Linked DNA regions of Homo sapiens: region 1 is linked to region 2. Evidence: read pairs that join two places in POLR2A ChIA-PET (ENCODE). Cell type or tissue: GM12878. All regions are shown on one strand. Links, peaks and the distances in the headings refer to the core of each region. The heading gives the core; the rest is flanking DNA. Region 1 overlaps EPB41 (erythrocyte membrane protein band 4.1). Region 2 overlaps SRSF4 (serine and arginine rich splicing factor 4).

Region 1 (5,384 bases), core at 149-5,148, 98 kb before region 2:
ATGATGCCCTCTGATCTTGATAGTTCACTATCCTAGGGGAGCTCTTGTGATCATTTTTCTGTCAAATGTTACTCTTTGTAGAGTATGTATTGTGGGGTACAAAGGAGTAGCAATGGACTGCCCAAAGCCAGCTTTTCTGCATTGAAGTTTAACAAATTTAAACAAATCAGAATTAAGCATATGGCAGGTTGGTAATCTTCCCAAAAGCTTTAACTCTTTTATCCTGCATGTTTACTGTTTACTATTGTTATGTCTTCCTATCCAATATCTCACACAAACCAGGATACTCTCTAGATACATTTGATGGAATATTTTCCTAATCCTCTATAGTCATTTGTTTGGCATGGGCTTCATAGTTTAAGAAAAAATTTCAACTCGCTAACCTTTCAGAAGCCTTAAAATGATAACGTTTTAATCTACAAATCCATAACCACTCCTTTTCTTAGGATATCAAACCAGTATAAACAAAAGTCTTTTCTGGAAAAGGGCTTTTGACTTCTGTGGCCTTTTTATGAGTATTTCTGAGCTGTACAGGGACAGACAACTTTTTCCTGCCTGGTGTATAGAAGAGATCTTCAAAGATTAAATGCCATCTTTTCACAAGTAGAGTGTTGATATGGTTTAAGGAAAATGGTGCTGGTGCCCCTTAGCCTCCAGCCAGGACTGAAATTCTCAGACTACTCTACCTATCCTTAAAAGTCTGGAACACAGATTTACTCAAGATCTGTACATAAACCCTTCTCTGAATTAAGATACTGTGTTACTTCTTTATGGCTTTACTAATTATATTGCTAGCAGCAATAGTTAGCCATTGCTAAGCTTAAAATATATATTGATATACTTTGTTTTCCTGATATACTTCAGACCTGTTTGTTCGTGTACTTGTGTTGAAATCAATTGTTTTTAATCAATGGCTTTGTGACCTCAAGTTCACTTGTGACAAGTATGTGTCCTCTGTTTGCATGTTGACTTCTAAGACTTACCTGAAGTAAATGTGGGCACTCTCTCTCTCTTCAGGACAACTCACATGCCTAACCTGTTATTTTTTACCTCAATATTGAAGAAACCTTGCATGTAGCTTGCTTTTTATGGCACTTGAATGTACCAATATGGATGATTTGGTTAATGTCTCAAATATTTGTTTTGAAATCTGAGTTTATAGGGTTATCAAACTAAGATTATTATACTTTGTTTTACTTCTCAATGCTTTTCAGTTGATGAAACTTCTAAACAAGACTTTTTGTTTTTGAGAAGATGGCCTCTTAGAGCAAAAAAAGAGAACAGTAAAGACAAGAATCTTTTGTCCTTCAACATCTACCAATATTGTTCTCTTGTCTCTGGAGACATGTAGAAATAATTATCTGTTATTTCCTGAAAACTGCTACGCTGTCATTATAGGCTTTCCCAAGAAATGGAAAAAGAAGCAAGGACCAGGTTAAAATTTAAAATTTGGTGTGCGTATATATCTTTTATGTCACAGGCTATGTCTATTTATAATATATATTTTGTAAATAAGTATATTTATTGATTCACTCATAATAAGAGGGACCTGAAATATTACAAAGCTGTTCTCTACCACAGAAAGTAATAATCATGAGTACTCTCTTTTATCTGGGAAATAAAGATACAAGAGTTTCCCTTAATGAAATAACAAATTGGACTATAGAATTGGTTAGATTATTTTAAATCTTTTTTTAAGGAATTAAAAGGAAATAATCAGAACTTTATTTATACTTTTATAACTGTTTCAGATTATAATTCCTGAATTTCCAGTTTTCATCCTTATACACAGCTTTTTATTAATTACTATTGTAAACTTCACCCTGAATTTTATTTCTCTTTGTATTGGAGTTATTCCAAGTCCATTAAAAGTCTAAGCCAATGATACTTTTCAGTTTTCTGAAATGCAGCAAGAGTCCTCGGAGATCTTTATTGAGAGTCAAAGGAGAGGCCATTTCTTCTATCAATAGGGTAAGAATGATTAAGAGGAGAATGGCCAAGCCCTTGTATTGGATGAAGCTGACCAATGCAGACTCAAAAGATACCATCACAATTATCAGAGGAAAAATATTGGGCATTCCAGCTTTGTATTACCTAAAGGTAACACTGCCAATATTTGCAACATAAAGCGTAAATGGGCTGGGCGTGGTGGCTAACACCTGTAATCCCAGCACTTTGGGAGGCTGAGGCGGGCAGATCACCTGAGGTCAGGAATTTGAGACCAGCCTGTGCAACATGGTGAAACCCCACCTATACTAAAAATACAAAAATTAGCTGGGCATGGTGGCACACACCTGTAATCCGAGCTACTTGGGAGGCTGAGGCAGGAGAATCGCTTGAACCCGGGAGGCAGAGGTTGCGGTGAGCCAAGATCACACCACTGCACTCCAGCCTGGGTGACAGAGTGAGACTCTGTCTCAAAAAAAAAAAAAAAAAAAAAAGTGTAAATAGTCTTGGTTTCCTTCCTTCATTTTCAGTACCAGAGGCAAATTCTAATACATATTGGTGTTACCCTGATTCAGCTTCTTAATGGCAAGCTGATAAATAAAAAATAATTTGGAGTAAAGGTATCAATACAGACCAGTATAATATTTTGGGTTTTTGCTTTGGTTTTGTCATTATTCATTTCTAGGGTGACTCTGAGAGGTTCACTTAACTACTTGGTGCCCAGATTTCCACCTAGTAATGTGGAGACAAACCTACTTCATGAGAATGAATACGTAATAAATTCCAGGAACCAGAGACCCTGGTTGTCGTTCAATTCTTGGTCTTTTGGGAGCTGGGAAGATGAAAATTTAAAAACACAAAAACATACATTAACTTCTTTTTATTTTGAAAGTAAGTCGTTAAATAGCTGTTTATTTCCATCTACTCCTTATTGATATTTGACCACTTTACTAATTTTCCAAATTTATCCTTCTCTTAATAAATTCATCTTATCCAAATGGTATGATTAGAGTGGATCATACTTGAAAATAAACCAAGCATCTATATTTTGGGCCTCTCTTTCAGCCAGTTTCTTTCATGCTAACACTTGCAATATGAAGGGAATTGTTTGCATGGGTCAAGTTTTCTACTTATTTACATCTTCAGTAAGAGTTTTGAAGGGAAAAGATGCTGACTCTGTTGATTAAGATTAGACTGGATATTATACATGGAATAGATTTCCAGTTGGCATCCTAGGACCTGGTACATTTCTTTCTATTAAATATTATAAATTTTACTCTGAAACTTCTTTGGATATAATAACCCAATTCACTTTCTCCTAGTTTCCTAAGTCACTTCTGTAATACTTCTTATAGATAAGCCTGTAGTACTTCCTATAGATAAGCCTATAGGACACATGAGGCATTAGAGATCTAATTAATTTTAAGAAGGTATTATGGAGCAGAAATTACACTTGTGCTTTACCCAGTGATCATGTATTTACAAAAGGAAAACAGGGCAAAATTAATATGAGACATGGTCTCATTGTTGCTTTTATTTTTTCGGCAAGGGTTTTGAATACAGTAAAGACATACAAAATTTGTTGACAGAGTTGCCTTCCCTTATATTCCTCTTCACAGGAATTATAAAATCCCAAACTATAGCATTCTCTGCAGCTTTGAAAAAGACTATTATATTGTTTTTATTATACATAGAAACTTCACTTTTTTTTCATATACTCAAATTACACCGTTTGTAATATTGGTACTAGAAACTACAACAACTTCTTATTAATCTGTTTTGTGTGGCATGTAGCATTACCATATCTGCTTCCTCTACACTTTAGTGGATAGTATTAATAGGCCACTCTCATTTCTGAAGCTGTTACTCCTCATGCCTTAGTATCTCCTTTTACTGTAGCAGAATATGACACAAAAAGAAACACATTGGTGCAGATCTATGAAAGCATACCTGAAATGGTTAAGAAGGTATGGGATTAGAGTTAGGAAGCCATACAAAGTTAGGCTAGAGGAAGAGCAGTGGCTATGATCAACAATTATAAATTCATGGAGGATTCCTTTTGGTAAACAAAACTCCTATCATCCTAGAACTTGAAAGACAAAAGGAAGATAAAGTAGTTTGTTCCCACATATCAGAAATGCAGGCTAAAAGCCAAATAACTTGAATAATAGCCTAACTAAATGTATAGATAACATTGTGGAGAAAACACACTTTAGGAATTTTAAAAATCTTTTGTGTGTCCAGGCGCGGTGGCTCACGCCTATAATCCCAGCACTTTGGGAGGCTGAGGCGGGCGGATCACAAGGTCAGGAGATCGAGACCATCCTGGCTAACATGGTGAAACTCCGTCTCTACTAAAAATACAAAAATTAGCTGGGCGTGGTGATGGGCATCTGTAGTCCCAGCTACTCAGGAGGCTGAGGCAGGAGAATGACATGAACCTGGGAGGCGGAGCTTGCAGTGAGCCGAGATCACGCCACTGCACTCCAGCCTGGGCGACAGAGTGAGACTCCGTCTCAAAAAAAAAAAAAAAAAAATCTTTTGTGATTGAAATCCTAGGCCAGGTGTGGTGGCTCATGCCTGTAATCCCAGCACTCGGAAGGCCGAGGTGGGCAGATCTCCTGAGGTCAGGAGTTCAAGACCAGCCTGGCTAACATGGTGAAACCCTATCTCTACTAAAAATACAAAAATTAGTTGAGTGTGGTATCAGGCATCTGTAATCCCAGCTCCTCAGGAGGCTGAGGCAGGAGAATCGCTTGAACCCAGGAGGTGGAGGTTGCAGTGAGCTGAGATCGCGCCACTGTACTCCAGCCTGGGCAACAGAGCAAGACTCTGTCTCAAAAAAAAAGAAAAATCCTAGAAGGCAGCAGTGTCTTACCCTTTAACATAGAATCCTGTTTTGGGTAAATGATAGAATAACTCTGACATTTGAAAGATTGAAAGGTAGGGGAAGGCATAGAGTCTCAACTATCTTTTCTTGTCTCAAAATCAACAAAGGCAGGTGAGCCTCTCATTTTCTTATCTACTACCTCTTCAAAGAAAAGTCTTCATATTTATAAGATCCTATCTCAATAAAACACATAGAAAAATATTTAAGGGGATAACATGGCCACCATTCATTTTATTTATTTATTTAATTTGTCACCCACCAGCAAAGTACTCTATTATATATTACAAGGATGCAAAGAGTCAGCATTATCAGAATTTTAGGGATTGGATAGGATCCTAATTCAATTCCTCTCTCTTCCAGTGCTTGACTCTTCTCTGCAATATCATTTAGAGATTTGGAGGCCAGTGTTGCAGTCTTTGTTTCAATATCTCCTGAGATAACATATTACATCTTTGGACAGCTCTGAGTTTGTATATAAATCATTCATATATTAAGTGAAAATCTGTTTCCCTGTAGCTTTCACTCACTGATCCTGAACAGAGGCATT
Region 2 (5,384 bases), core at 303-5,302:
AGACTAGAAGAATAGAGGAAAAATAAGATTATTCTGTGCAATCCCCATTCTGGAGGTCCCATATCAACCCCCGGAGTCTGTCTTTGCTTCTAAGGCTCAGCAAAAATTAGACCAGCATAAAGAAGATGAAGACTTGGATCTAGACGTGGTGGATGTGAATGAATATTGGCAATATTATGTATTTAGGAATGTATTTAATTAGTTTTGCAAGGAATGGTGACTTGAACCAAAAAATATAAGCGTGAATGGTAGGAGGGAAATGGGCCAGAAATCAAAGAATACTAGAAAGTTTACAGACTTTCAACTATACAAAGGTTAAAGCAGCAACCAGAAAAGTACCATGCAGATGATAAACATCTAAGATGTGATTTAATTTTCATTAACTAAAAACTATTTTTAACATGCAGCCCACTAGGACTCTTCTTCACATTTCTTTGTAATAATTACTACTCCTATTTTTGAAAGTTTTACGATGTATAAAGCATTATGCTAAGTGCTTTACACACATTATATCCATTTAATTTTCACAACTCTGAGGTTTACTGTCATCTGACAGATCAAGAAACTAACTTAGAGGAGTTGAGTAACTTGCCAAGACTATCCCAAAGACCTGGGATTCTTCACACCCAGCTAACCTAAAACCTGCATTCTACCACCACGTTTTAACCGCCTCCTATATACCAATGAAAAGTGGTCCATAAAACCAGAGTTGGAGAAACACAAGCTCTTGCACAGAAAATCAGTTTCATCAAATTATGTGCTGTAGTGTGGAAGACAAATGCCCACAGGAATATAAGCATCTTATGAGAAAGAGTAAGTGGCAAGAAAACACCATTTCTGCATGTGATGTGTGTGTGCTAATACCAGTAAGTTGTGAACATTTATTCTCTACAAGTGGAACCAAACCCATATGCCATCAAAATTTTAATACTAGTCTAGGAAAATAGAAAAAGGTAACAAATCATTAAGAAACTTATATCTCAGCAATGAGAACACAAATATATCAGTGGGAAAATTAAACTCATGATCCTTTCTCATAAAGTAAACCAACTGCTGAAAAAAAATCTCTAATGATGAACTAACCAAACTCAAGCCCATGGTATTGAGTCCACATTGCAGATAACAGCCCATCTCTAACAGAATATATATTCACATAGTAGGGTGAGAAAAACAGAACAATCATTATCCTAAACACCAAACAGTAAAACTAAATCCTCCCAGAATGGGAGGTAGAGAGGAATCTGCATCAAATATGAATTTAGTCTTACTCTGTAACTACTCTATGAGCCTATTTGCCAACTTTGTTTTAGCTATTCAAAACTTTCAAAAATGAACTAAGTCAGCTAAGGTATTTCACTTTTACACTGCAAATAGTTTGTGGATCAAACTATCATTACCCCCTGCAATCATAACTGAACTTTCTTTTTTGATATTTTAAAGTCAACATGGCTTTCCTGAAAGGGAGGGCAGATACAATCATCTGTGTCCATTTCAATTTTCTGACACTTTTCAACACTAAGGATAAATGAAATTGAAAGCTTTCAAAAAAGGGGAATCAACTATTGCCTGATGACAAGAAGTTCGTGAAGACTCAACCACAAATTAAAAACGATTTGAAAAAACTCGAGAGATGAAAGTCACATTACCAATTTAGAATAAAACTCTTGGGATTTAATATAGAATTACTTTATCTGTTATTCCTACTTAAAGAAATAAAGGTTTACACTCTGCAGACAGCACTACCTGATTCCACACAAAAGCTACAAACAAAACCAGTTCATACTTACCTCTTAAACAACACAATGAGCAGGCTGCCAGGTGTTAAAGCTTCATTAAAGATGATGCCTCTTGGATCATCTTGGCTGTATGAGGCACCATGTCCCTCATAATCGCCCCTGGTCCCTGGGCTGGAGTCTGTTTCTTCATTTTCATTTTTGGTTAAAGATGCCACTCCCTATGCTTTTATTAATTAGTGGATGCCACTAATTAAGTATTTTAATGAATTTTTCAAATTCTTTTAAAATGGATGGATCAATAGCTTCATTTCAATTACATGAAAACCTTTCCAAGTCCATGTTTCTGGTCTGTGGTTCCTGACTCCCTTGCCTGAGCCTCCTGCTCTGTCTGCCCTCTTCATTCCTGAAGGCTGAATTCAAACCTCCCTCTTTCAGACTTCCTCTTCTCTCTAGGTCTTGGGGGTCTTTGTTCATGAAGGTCCCCTTTCTGGCATAAAAACCTAAACCCATGGTTGGGGACCTGGGAGAAATAAAGTGCCTTTCAAGCGCTTCTTCAGACATTGCGTGCAGTTCAGAAATCTTTAGCCTGGGAGACTTTCATCTCAACACACAGAAAACTCAAGTAAAACATTTCCTCAAACTATGGGCATACAAATTCAGAGCATAATCTAATCCCTCACCTTCAGGGTACTATAAGACCAGACGGCCCTAGGAATGACAATAAGGCAGAGAACATTTACTTGTACAAATCCTTCCTCAGCCAACCACGATAAAGCTGATACCACCTTACAGCTTTTCAAAGAGTAGCCTGAGGAGGAGAATCACTAGCAGTCTCCAACTAAGGACAACATCATAAAAAATACCATCTGTCTCACTTTTGGCAGTAACTTGTCAGCTTGCTGGAAGCCTCTACAGAGACTAAAGGCTGAACAAGCCCGGAAACCTGAACTACCCTCTCACCCTCAGAGGCAATCCCCAAAGGACAGGACTAAAGGAAATAGCATGAGGGAAGCTTTGAATGTCAATGCCCACATGTATCTAGTATGGGAATTTAAAAAATCTTCTATTTCCGGAGTTGTCAATAACTCATTTTGTAACCTTGGGCCAGTCACCTTATCACCCCATGCCTCAGTTTCCCCATCAGTACAAACTAGGGACAACACTTGTTCATAAAGTACTTTGACATACTCAGTTGAAAAATAAGTCATACAAATGCATTAATATTTTCGGAAGTTTTAAGATTTCAGTGTTAGCTTACAAATTTGTAAGTATCACCCCAACGGTATTCTCTCAGATGCCTGGAGCACCTTTCTTCTGAGGAGCTCAAAGTAAAATTTGCGGTTCTGGGTACCTGGAAGCATAAAAAAATACTAGAAACCCAAACCACATTTTATTACCGAGTCTATATCCTGTGCCTATCTTTTAAGAAGGGACAAATACTTCGTATGGCCCTTAAATTCATACAGTACCTCAATGAGAAAGGAGGAGCAAAACAGTATATTAAACTGAAGAACAGGGATTTTAAATGACTTAGTCAAATAATTACAAATGATGTTTATTCATACCACAAACTGAAGGGACCAAGAACCAAGGAGTGGAGGTCTTGAACCAGGGCAATTTACGCTGTTAACATTTGGTCAAAAATCTCAATATGGTATTATCTCTTGGCATTGATTTTTCAAAATGACAGAAAAAAATTAAATTCCCCATATATTGGGGGAAAAAAATAATACACTTTTTTGGGGGGTAAGTTGACTTTAAAAAGTGACTTTTAATAAAAAAAAATTTGATCACATTTGTAATAGTTATATTACTAATAAAACAATGACAGAATGCTACTTAATTCATAGTCCTATCTCTATTTATTATTCATTCAAGAAAAACTTCCTGATTATTTTTCACTTGGTAAATTAGCATCTTTTATTTTTATTTTTTATTTTTGAGACAGAGTCTCACTCTGTCACCCAAGCTGGAGTGGAATGGTGTGATCTCACACTGCAACTTCCGCCTCCCGGGTTCAAGCGGTTCTCCTGCCTCAGCCTCCCGAGTAGCTAGGATTGCAGGAGCCTACCACCATGCCCAGCTAATTTTTGTAATTTCAGTAGAGACAGGGTCTCATCATGTTGGTCAGGCTGGTCTCGAACTTCTGACCTCAGGTGATCCGCCCGCCTTGGCCTCCTAAAGTGCTGGAATTACAGACGTGAGCCACCACGCCTGGCCAGCAAACACAACAGGGGTACTCCATGCTGTTGAAGTGCCCATCACACGGGCATGCTCATACACTGCGGGTGTTAAGTGTAACTGGTGTAGCTTTTCTGGAAAGTTATTTGGTTATATGCACTGAGATACTTGAATATGTTCACTCCTGCTGTGACACATGAATTTTATTTCATGGAATCCATATGTACTCAGGGATAATAAAAATGCAAACAAAGTTTTATGCACATAATACCCATCACAGGGTTACTTATAACAGCAAGAATTAGGAGACCAAAAAAAAGGTAGACAATATAAGAGGAATGGTTGGGTAAGTCATAATATTGCCATACAATGGATTTTATGAAGCCATTAATAAGGAAGATTTTAATGTAATAGAAAATACATGAGATAAATTAAGTAAAAAAAGCGTGACACAAAATTGCACGTAAAACCTCACCCATCTTAAAAGGATGCTTAATGATACTTTTCACTTTATGCTTTCATAATATCTAAATGATCTACAATTAACCTACATTTATTCTCTAATGAGTCAAAAAGGCTTTTTTTTTTTTTTTTTTTTTTTTTGAGACAGAGTCTTGCTCTGTCATCCAGGCTGGAGTGCAGTGGTGCGATCTCGGCTCACTGCAAGCTCAGCCTCCCGGGTTCACGCCATTCTCCTACTTCAACCTCCCAAGTAGCTGGGACTACAGGCGCAGGCCAACAGGCCCGGCTAATTTTTTTTGTATTTTTTTTTTAGTAGAGATAGGGTTTCACCATGTTAGCCAGGATGGTCTCGATCTCCTGACCTCGTGATCCGCCCGCCTCGGCCTCCCAAAGTGCTGGGATTACAGGTGTGAGCCACCACGCCTGGCCTAAAAAGTTGTTTTTTTTTTTTCTTTTTTTTTTTTTTTTTTGAGATGGAGTCTCACTCTGTTGCCCAGGCTGGAGTGCAATGGTGCAATCTCGGCTCCCGGGTTCTAGCGATTCTCCTGCCTCAGCCTCCTAAGTAGCTGGGATTACAGCAAGTGCCACCATACCCAGCTAATTTTTGTCTTTTTAGTACAGACGGGGTTTCACCATGCTGGCCAGGCTGGTCTCAAACTCCTGACCTCAAGTGATCCGCCCACCTCAGCTTCCCAAAAGTGCTGGGATTACAGGTGTGAGCCACCGCACCTGGTCCAAAAAGTTCTTGAATTTGTTATGCTTGATAGGCTAAATAGACAAGCCTTAAAGGCTGCCAAATGATTTCCTCATATATAATTCTAAACATTTTAATTAGAAAAAATTAGTTTAAAAAATTATAATAAAGGGCACTGTTCAGAAAAGTAGGAACTCTTGGTGGGTGCGGTGGCTCACGCCTGTAATCCCAGCACTTTGGGAGGATGAGGTGGGCGGATCACCTGAGGTCAGGAGTTTGAGAACAGCCTGGCCAACAAGGTGAAACTGTGT

The links. Peaks named below come from ENCODE experiments on the same cell type or tissue, not always from the same donor. Only the 100,000 strongest peaks of a DNase experiment are listed, where the experiment ranks them.
Region 1: POLR2A ChIA-PET joins it to region 2 with 5 read pairs; 6 of 35 experiments call an interaction of 5 or more read pairs at or near these places.

The regions. Positions count from the first base shown.
Region 1 is chr1:29,070,692-29,076,075 of GRCh38, forward strand. The region is part of intron 16 of EPB41 (erythrocyte membrane protein band 4.1); the gene reads left to right. Among named protein-coding and RNA genes, the nearest start is that of TMEM200B, 51 kb to the right of the region's middle. In GM12878, for the core only: no CTCF peak of the experiment used is centred there; no DNase peak of the experiment used is centred there.
Region 2 is chr1:29,168,636-29,174,019 of GRCh38, forward strand. The region is part of intron 1 of SRSF4 (serine and arginine rich splicing factor 4); the gene reads right to left. It also overlaps a transcript of MECR not described here. Among named protein-coding and RNA genes, the nearest start is that of SRSF4, 11 kb to the right of the region's middle. In GM12878, for the core only: no CTCF peak of the experiment used is centred there; a DNase peak (open chromatin) is centred at 2,726; H3K4me3 peaks cover 1,281 bases.